4 separate regions of the Homo sapiens genome follow, and all the other regions are linked to region 2. A link is a contact called in ENCODE Hi-C or POLR2A ChIA-PET data. All regions are on one chromosome and are shown on one strand. Each heading gives the region's core, a stretch centred on a gene start or an enhancer-like site at or near the end of the contact. The rest is flanking DNA. Distances are from core to core; before and after follow the strand shown. Region 1 holds the start of DPH1 (diphthamide biosynthesis 1). Region 2 holds the start of CLUH (CLUH binding protein of NUMT mRNA). Region 3 holds the start of TAX1BP3 (Tax1 binding protein 3). Region 4 overlaps SMG6 (SMG6 nonsense mediated mRNA decay factor).

Region 1 (2,733 bases), core at 197-2,696, 680 kb before region 2:
TCACTTTTCTGTCTAGAGCTACCTGTCCTAAGAGTGCCGGTGGCCTGGGGGGCACAGCACTGACCCTTGGTGATGGTCCCTCAGCTGCTCACTCCCTGCCTGTCCAGCCATTCCTCCTCTCTGGGCAGCCTCCCAGGCAGGGCCTGTCTCTGGCTGCTTGTTTTTACTTCTCCCTGCACCTTAATTAGGGGTTTCCAAGCAGGGAGGGCCTCTGGGGGAGCCCGAGGACACAGAGCTGACTTAAAGGGCCAGCTGTGATCACAGCACCACCGCAGAGAGAGGAGGAGGATGCCAGGGGGCTGGGTAGACCGTCAGACCTGGAAGACCATTGTTCCACGGGACAGACTGCTGAGGGCCAGTCCTGCAGGTACTTTGCTCTTCCACAGGTCAAAGCCGTCTCACTGGCTGTCTTCTCTTTGGGGTCTCTGGGGCTCTGGCCAGTGATCAGGAGAAAGACCAGCCCTGAGGGGCAGGGCAAAGGTTGGCCAGGGTCCAGAAGGGTTAGACATCACAGTCCTCCACTGCCCACCTTCCCAGGAAAGCACCCTCAGGCTGTGGGCCTTCCCCAGAGGGGCAGTTTCTACAGGGTCTACGCAGTGGATTCTAAAGGTGATAAAGGCTGGGTGCAGTGGCTCGCGCCTGTAATCCCAGCACTTTGGGAGGCCAAAGTGGGAGGATTGCTTGAGTCCAGAGGTTCAAGACCAGCCTGAGCAAAATAGTGAAACCTTATCTCTACTAAAAAAAAAAAAAAAAAAAAAAAAAAAAATTAGCTGAACGTACGCCTGTGGTCCCGGGTACTCAGGGGGCTGAGGCAGGAAGATGAATTGAGCCCAGAAGGTTGAGACTGCTGTGAACCATGATCGCACCACTGCACTCCAGCCTGGGCGACAGACCAAGACCCTGTCTCAAAAAAAATAATTTAAAAAGCTGATAAGGGCGATCCACAAACCTGCACCAAGACTCTCAACTTGGAGCTGGGCTGGTGGTCCCTGAGTTCTGTCCTGCCGGACAGTAGAGTCCCCCTAGGTAGGGAACGTGGCCCCACACGGCGGCCGGGTGACCGACCACTGCTTACCAGGAGGGGAGACTGGCAGGGGGGGCTCAAGGAACATCTGGTGGGTGTCCCCTTCACAAGACTCGGCCTGCAGAGTTCGTGCAGGGAGTTCGCACATAGGAGAGCACCGGTCCGGGAGTGCCAGGCTCGTGCCCGGCCGGGGAGAGGAGTGGGAGACTAAGTCGCAGGGCAAGGGCAACTGCATAGTCGGGGACCTCTAGGGAATCCTGAGTCCCGGCATTCTGGGCTGGGGTGGAGCCCACTACAGCCCCGCCCCTATCTCCTCCTTTATGGCCCCGCCCAGCGGGTATCCCCCGCCCCCGCTGGCCGATCGGCGATCGATCGCAATGTCTGCGCTCTCCGCGTTCTTCCAGCGCTGTCTTTTTAGTACCACATGCGCAGGCAGGTGATGGCGGCGCTGGTCGTATCCGGGGCAGCGGAGCAGGGCGGCCGAGACGGCCCTGGCAGAGGTGGGTGCTGGAACGCTGCGCCCTCCAGACCTCGCATCTCGGGGCGGGGCCCCCAAGTTAGGGACAGGACCAACCCCCTTTAACGGCGGCGGCGCCTTTCTCCGCTAGATCCCGCTGTTAGTCGCCTTGGGCCGCTGTCACCAGCTCGGGGTCGCTGTCAGCCGGAGCCCAGGGGTACCAGTCTTTTGCAGCTTTAGGGCACGACCGAGAGCAGCCCTTAATCCTCCAATCGGAAACTACAGCCTTGTCTTGGCGGGTAGACGGATAAAATGGACTCGACGGGGAGGGAAAGGGCCAGGCCAGATGCAGCGGGCATTTTACGAGTGCGCCCTCAGGGAATGCTTTCAGGGAAGAGGCAAAAGGTTTCATTCGCCAGGCATTAACTGAGCGCCCACCGAATGCCAGGCCTGCGCTGGGTGCAGGTACTAGAATCAGAGATCTCAGTCTACTGGGGGAATGTTAATGTAAACATATCATAGCCACGTGATAAAGGAGGAGGTGCCTACTGGTCCCTGGGACACATTGAAGGGCTAATGTTAGCAGTTCCTTACACGCCAGCGACCACTAGGGACCTGTCAGAGGAGGATCTGTAATGGGCCTAGGAAGCCTAGGCTGATTGTCCAAGGCTTTTGAAACAACTGGCCAAAAACCATAGCAGTGGTAACGTTCAAATCTGATCTCAGGGCCCCAGCCTCCGCTGGACCATCCCCACCGCCGCCCACACAGTGGGTGAAGCCTCATGTCTGGGCGGGTCCCTCCTATCATAGTGTGGGGCCCTAGCAGAAGTTGTGGCACATAGCACAGTCTCAATACATATTCGTTGAATAAGTTAATTTCTTGCCTTTTCATATCCTCAGACTCTGTGGCTCCTGAAGAGATAACGGGGTTGAACTAAGCTTAATTGTCGGGGCAGGGCATAGTGGCTTACACCTTTAGTCTGAGCACTTTGGGAGGCTAAGGAGGATTGTGTGAGCCCAGGAATTCCACACCAGTCTGGGAAACATAGGGGGACCCTGTATGCACAAAAAAATAAAAAATAGCCGTGCGTGGCCGGGCACGGTGGCTTACACCTGTAATCCCAGCACTCTGGGAGGCTGAGGCGGGCGGATTACCTGAGGTCAGGAGTTTGAGACCAGCCTGGCCAACATGGTGGAAACCCTGTCTCTACTAAAAATACAAAAATTAGCCGCGTGTGGTAGCACACGCCTG
Region 2 (2,700 bases), core at 52-2,551:
AAGCTAGGAAGGGAGATGATGAGGCGTTAAGACCACAAGTCCCAACTGAGGACAGTCGACGGAGGAGGGAGGGACTGGGGGACAGGAGTAGCTCTGCACCTCCACTGCCACCCAGAGCAAAGAGGGCCTGAGGAAGATGACGACTGAGGGCCTGGGAAGGGGATTCCAGCCCCAAGGCTGGAGTCTGAGACACGGTGGAGGGAACAGAAGGAAGAGAAGGGGCTCAGGAGAAAGGGAAAGCAGGCCCCACCCGAGACAAGCTGCAGCCACTGCCACAGTCACCACCATACAGCCCCCATGGGGGATCGCTGGGAGCTTGACTCCACACTAACGACCTTTGCCTTAAAAACAGCAACTCTGGTCTGACCCACTTTTCGCAATAAGGCAGGTTAATGATCAAGTTCTGGCACAAACACTTCCCCCTGCCAAGGAGTTTGGCTCTGCCCCATGCAAAGGCAGACGCCCCCTACACCAGGTCGGCCGAGCAGGCCAACACACCTGAGAGTCTCCGCCACAGCCTGAAGACCTGCGGTTATAGCCTGGCCTCAGGGCATGAACCAGGGACGCCCCTCACAACGCACACCCCGCACCTCGTGCTCTTCCCACAAACCAAGCCTGGGAAGCCTCGAGCGGAGCTTCACTCCCAGGGCTGCAGCCCTGCGCACAGGGGATGCCTGGGAGGCCGCCGCGGAGCAGGTGCCGAAGGGGGCTGTCCCGCAAACGTCGGAGCGACCCCAGCTCAGAGAGCTCCCATGCTCGGGCGCAGAGGGGGTGGGGCCGCCGATTCTTTCGGTCTGCGGCGGCGGCGCACCCCGAAACCGCGTGTGCGCGCACGTGTCCCCGCGATGAGGCGCGCGTGTGCCCGCCGAGGGTGCCAGCCGAGGCTGCCCTCCACGGGACCGCACGTGCGAAACCCGGGCCGCAGCCGGGGGCGACTGTGAAGGTGACCTTCAGCGCGGGGGCGACCCGGTGAAGGCCCCAGCGAGATACAACCGGGCCCGACGCGGAGGGAAGGCGGCGATCCCCGCGGAGTCCCGAACCCGCCCGCCCTGGTCCGGCGCCCCCCGCCCAGCGGCCCGCTGGCCCTGGCCCCGCTCACCGGCCGCGCCCGGCCGCCCCTTGCCCCCGGCCTGCGAGCCGTGTTCCCGGGCGCTGTCGGCCGGGGCGGCCGCCGGCAACTCGTCCGTCTTGATAACCATGGTGGCGGGAGCGGGCGTCCGCCTCGGCTGTCCGCGCCGCCCGCCGCGCCACTAACCCAAGTGCCCTGCGCGCCGCGGCTGCTGAGGGAAGGACGGAGTCACCGGCCCACGTGGTGCGCGCCGTGGCCTTTGACCCCGCCGCCGTTTCCCTGCCCCACCCTCGCGCCCGGCCCAGCCCACGGCGGCCCGCGAGGGACAAAACGCGCCGCGCCTGGTTCCCCGCCCACGGACGCGGTGACTTTCCAGAACGTCTTAAAGGCAACGCACTCTGACTCAAGGCCCAGGGAGGCTGGGCGCCCTCGCGGGGCGGGGCCTCGGGGAGACTCCCTGCTGCTCGCTGCCCGTCGGGCGGGCACTGTGACCTTGGGTGGAGACTGGTCTGGTTCTGCCATGGCTAATCCTCCCCTCTCCAAGGATCCCCTGTTTTCTCTTGCAGATTTGCTAAATGACCGCGCAGTCTGTCATCTGCGGTGTTCGCGTGACCCTCAGCGCCCTCCCCACCCGGCAGGCCCTTTCCCGCCGAATGGGTGCGGCTGGATTATTGAGGGAGTGGAGGGTCGCTTAGGGCACGGGCACGAGAGGCGAGGGCGAGACGTGGCTAATGGGGATCAAGAGTCAGAATGGACCCGCCAAACTTTGCCCCGAGCCAGAACGGGCTCCCTACCCGCGTCCTCGACCCATGGGTCCTCACCTCCAGGCTGGTGTCCTCATTTTACAGTGGAGGAGGCCGAGACCAAGGTCACACAGAGAGCAAGGGGTAGAGCCGGGTCTGACTCCATCCACAGCCAGGACGCTTTAACTCGTATTTTTCACTTGGCAGGGGCTTGGCGGGGACGGAACGGTGAGGTCAGAGAATGCTGCAGAGGGGACATTGGGACCAGGTCTTGCAGTGAGTTGAAGTGCTCCAGGCAGAGAGCGCCGGTGGGTCTTTCCTGGCCAGGCCGCAGGGGGCCTTTGGGAAGCACCCGAGGCCTATAACCTTCGGAGCGTTTGTCAAGCTCTAATGAGAACTGGAAAGCTTCAGCTTCCCGAGGTGGGCTGGGAGGGCCTTAGGTAGGGCCTCGCACAAATTGCGAAGGAAAGCCGACCTTGTTCTGGAGAGCACGTGGTGAGGAAAGCCAGCGACTTGATGTGAGCATTTAAACGGGAGGAAGGAAGATGAGAACTGGTAAGATTCTTCTCGGCCGGGCGGTGCAGCGGCTCACGCCTGTAATCCTAGCACTTTGGGAGGCCGAAGCCAGGCGGATGACTTGAGTTCAGGATTCGGAAGTTTGAGACCAACCTGGGCAACATTTCAAAACCCCCGTCTCTACAAAAAATATTGTTTAAAAAAAGCCAGGTGTAGTGGCACGCGCCTGTAGTCCCAGCTACTTGGGAGCTGAGCTGGGAGTATCACTCAGGACGGCTCAGATTGAGCCCAGGAGTTCCAAGCTGCAGTGAGCTATGATCGCACCACTGCACTCCTGCCTGGGTGACACAGACACCGTCTCAAAAAAAAAAA
Region 3 (2,700 bases), core at 58-2,557, 960 kb after region 2:
AGGCGGAGGTTGCAATGAACCGAGATCGCGCCACTGTACTCCAGCCTGGGCGACAGAGCAAGACTGTCTCAAAAAAAAAAAAAAAAAAAAAGTCAAGCTGGTGCAGGGAGGGTGAAGCTTAGGACAGCTGTCAGCTGGTCCAGCAATGTTTCCTCCTGGCCCAGGCCTGAGCCAGTGCTCTAAGCTCAGCCTCACTTGTCGCCTTTATCAGTGGCTTCTCTGCCTCCACCCACCTGATTGCTGGAGCTTCTCCAGCACACCCAACTGAGATAACACACCCAGTCCCTATGGCTCCAGGGCGGGGACTTTCGCTTGACCTACTGCCCACCGGGCAGGCATTTCTTCTCATTCTCTGAACGCTGTCGGGAGGTAGGCAGGAGACCTGAGTCTTTCCTGAGGTGGTCTTTTCTGGCTGAGCACTTCTCTCTGGGACTCCCCACCTCTGTCATAGGGTTGTGTCCCTCTGTGACACCGGCGTCTGAGTCTAACGTCCCAGCCTTCCTTCCTCCCTCTGCCTAGTCTAATAGCACCCAGCACCTAAAACAAGCCAGAGGGCGGCCAGGGGCCTAGGCTAGCCCCCGGAGGGTCTACTCAGGACTCAAGTGCCAGGAGGGAGGCCTGGACTTTTTTGCCTTAAGGGCTGGAGACCCAGGAAAAGTTCGAAGAGGAAACGCTCATCGCAGCTATACGAGCGTCCACCCTGGACCAGGCGGCGAGTGGGTTGGAGGAGCAAGGCTGGACAGGAAGGGGGCAGGGGCTGCCACGGCAGGCTCGGGAGAGCCCCACCCCCAGATCTCCCTCCGGGCGGCGGCGCAGGCTGCAGCGGAGGAAGCATTTCCTCATTCCAGAGGCTGCGACTCATGGACGTCGGGATCGGCGCCCGCCCCCAGCAGCTCCCCGTCTGGGGACACGGAGGCCCGGGAAGGGGGCGCTTTTCCAGGCTCCTGCAGCCAGGCCTTTCCCCGTGGCCCTCCCCGCCCTGCGCACGCAGTCTGGGCTCTGTCCAGGGTCTCGGGAGGCTCTCGGGTCCCGGCCATCCCTGTTTCGTGGCTGGGGGAACTGCGGCCCGCTCCGGCAAAGCGGGGACCCGAGCCCTTGCCGCCGGTTCGCAGGAGCCCCGGGTTCGATGCTCTGTCAACCTGCTTGGGGTGTCCGTTTCCCGCTCTGCGAGGTGGGGTCAGGCCAAGACGAGGAGGAGCCCGCGCAAGCGCACTCACCACCACGGCGGTGACCGGCTGGCCCGGGATGTAGGACATCTCGACCCTGCTCTGGTCGCCCAGCGCCGCTCCGAGAAGCCGGCAGCAGAGTACCCGCGGTCGCGCCCTCGCTGCTTAACAAAGGCCGCCCCGCTCGGCCCGCCCCCTCATGAATAGTTAACAAACCTCCAGCCAATCACTGGCCGGAGCGCCACTCCGCTTTCGGAAGTCCCTGCGCGTGCGCAGAAAAGCGGGCAGAGGGCGGAGCGTGTCCGGGGCGCCCACGGCGCAGGCGCGGAGGGCGGGGCGGGATCTGGGCGCGTGCGCAGCCCGAGACCTCCCGGCAGTCTTCCGAGCAAGATGGCGCCGCGGGCATTTCTTCCACTGCCCGTCTGAGGGAACGCTAAGTAGTGTGTCCGGCGCCGTGTTCCAGGTAACTGGGCCACCGTGGCCGGGGAACGCAGACGCGCCACCACCTCCCGGCCGGCCCGGACCCTCAATCTCCTCGGCGTCTTTGGAAGATCCGAGGCCCAGGACTGGTGCCAGGTCTCGGAAGCTCCAGGGGGAGGGGGCGGCGTGAACCCAACTCACCGAGCTCCGGGCGCCACTTGTAACTTGGTTTTCTCCGCAGCTCCGCGTTGTTCCGCGAGAAAGCGAGAGGCCGAGCCCGGGCTGGTGCGATGGCCGCGGTGGTGGCCAAGCGGGAAGGGCCGCCGTTCATCAGCGAGGCGGCCGTGCGGGGCAACGCCGCCGTCCTGGATTATTGCCGGACCTCGGTGTCAGCGCTGTCGGGGGCCACGGCCGGCATCCTCGGCCTCACCGGCCTCTACGGCTTCATCTTCTACCTGCTCGCCTCCGTCCTGCTCTCCCTGCTCCTCATTCTCAAGGCGGGAAGGAGGTGGAACAAATATTTCAAATCACGGAGACCTCTCTTTACAGGAGGCCTCATCGGGGGCCTCTTCACCTACGTCCTGTTCTGGACGTTCCTCTACGGCATGGTGCACGTCTACTGAAATGGGGGCCCGGGGGACTTTTTTAAAAAACCAGATCGGGAGGACTGTGGCCAGCAATTAACACCATGTAGACTTCCTTAGTTCTTAAGTGGTTGAATTCGCTGCTTGTTCTGTAACGTTATAAATAATTTATATCTGAAGACGGAGAGCCTGTAATATTCTTCAGATTAAATGAAGCGTGAGACACTTTGTGGAGTTCTTTCCTGCTGTAACGCTTAGGCTGCCACTGATGCAAAATCGCCGAGATTTGACTCCTGGAGAGCAAGGAATGGGCCATAGCCTTGTGTTAAGTCCTTGTATTTACACATAGGCCATTCAGAAACGGGCCCTAAGGGCCTACATAAGGAAAGAACTTATTAACATCCTAAGAAGCAGTAACAGTTAATATGTATTAAGAGCTCCCTGGGCCGGGCACGGTGGCTCATGTCTGTAATCCCAGCACTTTGGGAGGCCGAGGTGGGCGGATCACCTGAGGTCAGGAGTTCAAGACC
Region 4 (2,744 bases), core at 81-2,580, 610 kb before region 2:
CAAGTACAGGAGTGAGCCACCGTCCCTGGCCTAATCTTTGTATTTTTTTTAGAGATGGGTTTTCACCACATTGGCCAGTCTGGGCTTGAACTCCTGGCCTCAAGTGATCTGCCCTCCTTCACCTACCAAAGTGCTGGGATTATAGGCATAAGCCACTGGTGCCCGACTTTGTTTGTTTTCTTTTTACCTAACACTACTCCTTGGCTATGGATTCCACTTTGAATTCAATGAATTAGTATTTCTTGAGATAGGACCTTAGAATGTGTACTTTTAAACATTTTATTCTATGAGACAGGGTTTTGCTCTCTCACCTAGGCTGGAGTGCTGTGGTGTAAACACGGCTCACTGCAGTCTCAACCTATCGAGTAGCTGGGAATACAGGCGCACACCATCACATCCAGCTAATTTTTAAAAAATGTTTTGTAGAGATGGGGTCTCGCGATATTGAACAGGCTGGTCTTGAACTCCCAGGCTCAAGAGATCCCCCTGCTTCAGCTTCCCAAAGTGCTAGGATTACAGGTGTGAGCCACAGCACCTGGCCAGAATGTATTGCACAGGCTGGTCTTGAACTCCTAGGCTCAAGAGATCCCCCTGCTTCAGCCTCCCAAAGTGCTGGGATTACAGGTGTGGGCCACAGCACCTGGCCAGAATGTGTGTAAGTGTTCCAGGTACTTATGAACACTGAGTTTTAGAATTACTGCTTTAAAGGATGGAAGGTTAGGTCAAAGTGGTCACAATTTTACTAGACTCTTCAAAATGCAACTCTATTTTTCAAAGGTGCAAACACTACTACTATCTATATATTTTTTGAGACAGGGTCTTGCTCTGTCACCCAGGCTGGAGTACAGTGGCGTGATCAAAGCTCACTGCAACCTTGAACTCCTGGACTCAAGTAATCCTCCTGCCTCAGCCTCCCAAGTGGCTGGGACGACAGTCATGCATCACCATGCCCAGCTAATTTTTGAATTTTTATTTTTGTAGAGATGGGGCCTCGCTATGCTGCCAGGACTGGTCTTGAACTCCTGGTCTCAAGCAGTCCTTCTGCTTTGGCCTCCCAAAGTGTTGGGGTTACAGCCGTGAGCCACTGCACCCAACCTACTTTATATTTTTCATGATACTTTTAGGATCTAGAAATCCTCTGCACTCTTTGATGCAGTTACTACATCCAGATGATGTAGATGAGGAAACTAAAATTCAAATAAATTCAATGACATTCTCAGGAGAACTAAGATCCAAAGCCAGATAAAATGACTTCCTCATTCAAGGTTTACCAGCTCACCAGCGCTACCTTCCTGGAAGAGTGCCATCGGCCTTCCGGGACGTAATAAAACCTGCTGCATGCCTCACTCACCCTTCGCAGCCACAGCGAACACCGAGCGAATGGTTACTACAAGCCAGGCACTGTGCCAAATGCTTTACACGAACCAACTCGTGATCCCCACAACCTCATGAAGTAGATACTGTCACTGCTTCGATTATAGAGGTGAGGAAATTAAGGCACAGAGAAGTAACTTGCTCAGGAAATGCAGCCAGTAACTGCAGGGGCCGGACTGTTCTAACTGCCACAGCTCTCCATGATCCAGAACATTCACAGGTGTTTCAGAGACCCTCACCATCTCCCCAAGGAGAAAGCTCTTCTCTTGCCTGGAAATTCACAGAAGAAGAGAAAAAGGCAGCCTCTCAGAGCTGATTTCTTGAAGACTGAACTCTTCTGGGCATGGTGCACTCCTCCTGGGTGGGTGACACGCCACAGTCTAGGACAAGCAGGGCCTAGTGGAACGACAGTGTCGTGGCCTCCTAACTTGTGTGCTCTCAGGCAAATTACTGAGCCCTGTCTGCAAGATGCTAATAACTCTGAAGATCTATATTCCTAGTCCTTTACAAAATTTTATTATAAATTGACAATTTATATTTGTGTTTATTTACAAGGGTACAAAGTGATATATTTTATGAATACAATGTATAATAATTAAACCCAGCTAATTAACATACCCATCACCTCAAATACTTATCATTTTATTGTGGTGAGAAAATTTGAAATTTACTCTTAAAGGAATTTTTTTTTCTTTTAGACAGGGTCTTGCTCTGTCACCCAGGCTGGAGTGCAGTGGTGTGATCAAGACTCACTGCAGTCTTCACTTCCCAGGCTCAAGTGATCTTCCCGCCTCAGCCTCCCAAGTAGCTGGGACTACAGGCGTGGACCACCACATCCTGCTAATTTCATTTTTTTTTTTTTTTTTTTTTTTTTTAGAGATGAGGTCTCACTATGTTGCCCAGGCTGGTTTGAGCTCCTGGTGTCAAGTGATCATCCTGCCTCAGCCTCGCAAAATGTTGGGATTACAGTTGTGAGTGACCACGTCTGACCTCTTAAAGCAATTTTAAATGTACAGTGCTGTATTTTTATGCTCACCATGCTGTTCAACAGATCTCAGAAAAACACACACCCATCTTTCTCCCATGGAACTGACGCTTTGAACCCTTTGACCATCATCTCCCCATTTCCCAGCCTCTGTAGCCACCATCCTACTCTCTGCTTTTATGAGCTGGACTCTTTCAGATTCTACATGTAAGTGAGAACATATGGTATGTGTCTTTCCGTGCCTGGCTTATTTCACTCAGCATAATGCTCTTCAATTCCACCCATGTTGCTGAAAACAACAGAATTTCTTTTTAAAGGCCAAATAGTACTCCATTGTGTGTATGTCCCACCTTTTCTTTATCCATTCATCTGTTGATGGACACTC

What was found. A loop is a pair of places that touch in the nucleus more often than their neighbours do. ChIA-PET counts read pairs that join two places held with the same protein, here RNA polymerase II (POLR2A). Pooled maps may share reads with other maps.
Region 1: a map of CD4-positive, alpha-beta T cell shows a loop between it and region 2 (7-fold over the local background). The contact joins the promoter of DPH1 here to the promoter of CLUH in region 2. A Hi-C loop is called at or near these places in 1 of 168 maps with a recorded cell type or tissue (CD4-positive, alpha-beta T cell), 2 of 37 single-sample maps with no recorded cell type and 10 of 50 pooled maps. POLR2A ChIA-PET finds 5 or more read pairs at or near these places in 2 of 52 experiments (GM10248 and HEK293).
Region 3: a map of tibial artery shows a loop between it and region 2 (4-fold over the local background). The contact joins the promoter of TAX1BP3 here to the promoter of CLUH in region 2. A Hi-C loop is called at or near these places in 3 of 168 maps with a recorded cell type or tissue (naive thymus-derived CD4-positive, alpha-beta T cell and tibial artery), 3 of 37 single-sample maps with no recorded cell type and 18 of 50 pooled maps.
Region 4: a map with no recorded cell type shows a loop between it and region 2 (8-fold over the local background). The contact joins the enhancer-like site here to the promoter of CLUH in region 2. A Hi-C loop is called at or near these places in 1 of 37 single-sample maps with no recorded cell type.

The regions. Positions count from the first base shown.
Region 1 is chr17:2,028,707-2,031,439 of GRCh38, forward strand. It overlaps DPH1 (diphthamide biosynthesis 1), which reads left to right and starts at 1,447. Exons shown (of 13, transcript NM_001383.6): 1 at 1,447-1,524. The coding sequence starts at 1,464. RefSeq lists enhancers at 1,195-1,786, 1,787-2,378.
Region 2 is chr17:2,710,463-2,713,162 of GRCh38, forward strand. CLUH (CLUH binding protein of NUMT mRNA) reads right to left here and starts at 1,302. Exons shown (of 26, transcript NM_001366661.1): 1 at 1,100-1,302. The coding sequence starts at 1,199. LOC105371592 (a long non-coding RNA gene) reads left to right here and starts at 1,847. Exons shown (of 2, transcript NR_136412.1): 1 at 1,847-1,937; 2 at 2,020-2,371. RefSeq lists enhancers at 775-1,671, 1,672-2,567 and silencers at 1,181-1,300, 1,431-1,610.
Region 3 is chr17:3,667,271-3,669,970 of GRCh38, forward strand. TAX1BP3 (Tax1 binding protein 3) reads right to left here and starts at 1,308. Exons shown (of 4, transcript NM_014604.4): 1 at 1,218-1,308. The coding sequence starts at 1,256. It overlaps EMC6 (ER membrane protein complex subunit 6), which reads left to right and starts at 1,542. Exons shown (of 2, transcript NM_031298.4): 1 at 1,542-1,629; 2 at 1,828-2,395. The coding sequence starts at 1,877. The coding sequence ends at 2,209. P2RX5-TAX1BP3 (P2RX5-TAX1BP3 readthrough (NMD candidate)) reads right to left here. Exons shown (of 15, transcript NR_037928.1): 12 at 1,788-2,700. RefSeq lists enhancers at 102-633, 634-1,164, 1,697-2,227, 2,228-2,700 and a silencer at 1,256-1,595.
Region 4 is chr17:2,100,306-2,103,049 of GRCh38, forward strand. All of the region lies in intron 13 of SMG6 (SMG6 nonsense mediated mRNA decay factor), which reads right to left. It overlaps SMG6-AS1 (SMG6 antisense RNA 1), which reads left to right. Exons shown (of 2, transcript NR_199038.1): 2 at 817-1,998. Among named protein-coding and RNA genes, the nearest start is that of SMG6-AS1, 12 kb to the left of the region's middle. Within about 2 kb of position 1,331, at least 10 of the 41 ENCODE cell types and tissues checked have a DNase peak (open chromatin) inside an H3K27ac peak, as active enhancers do.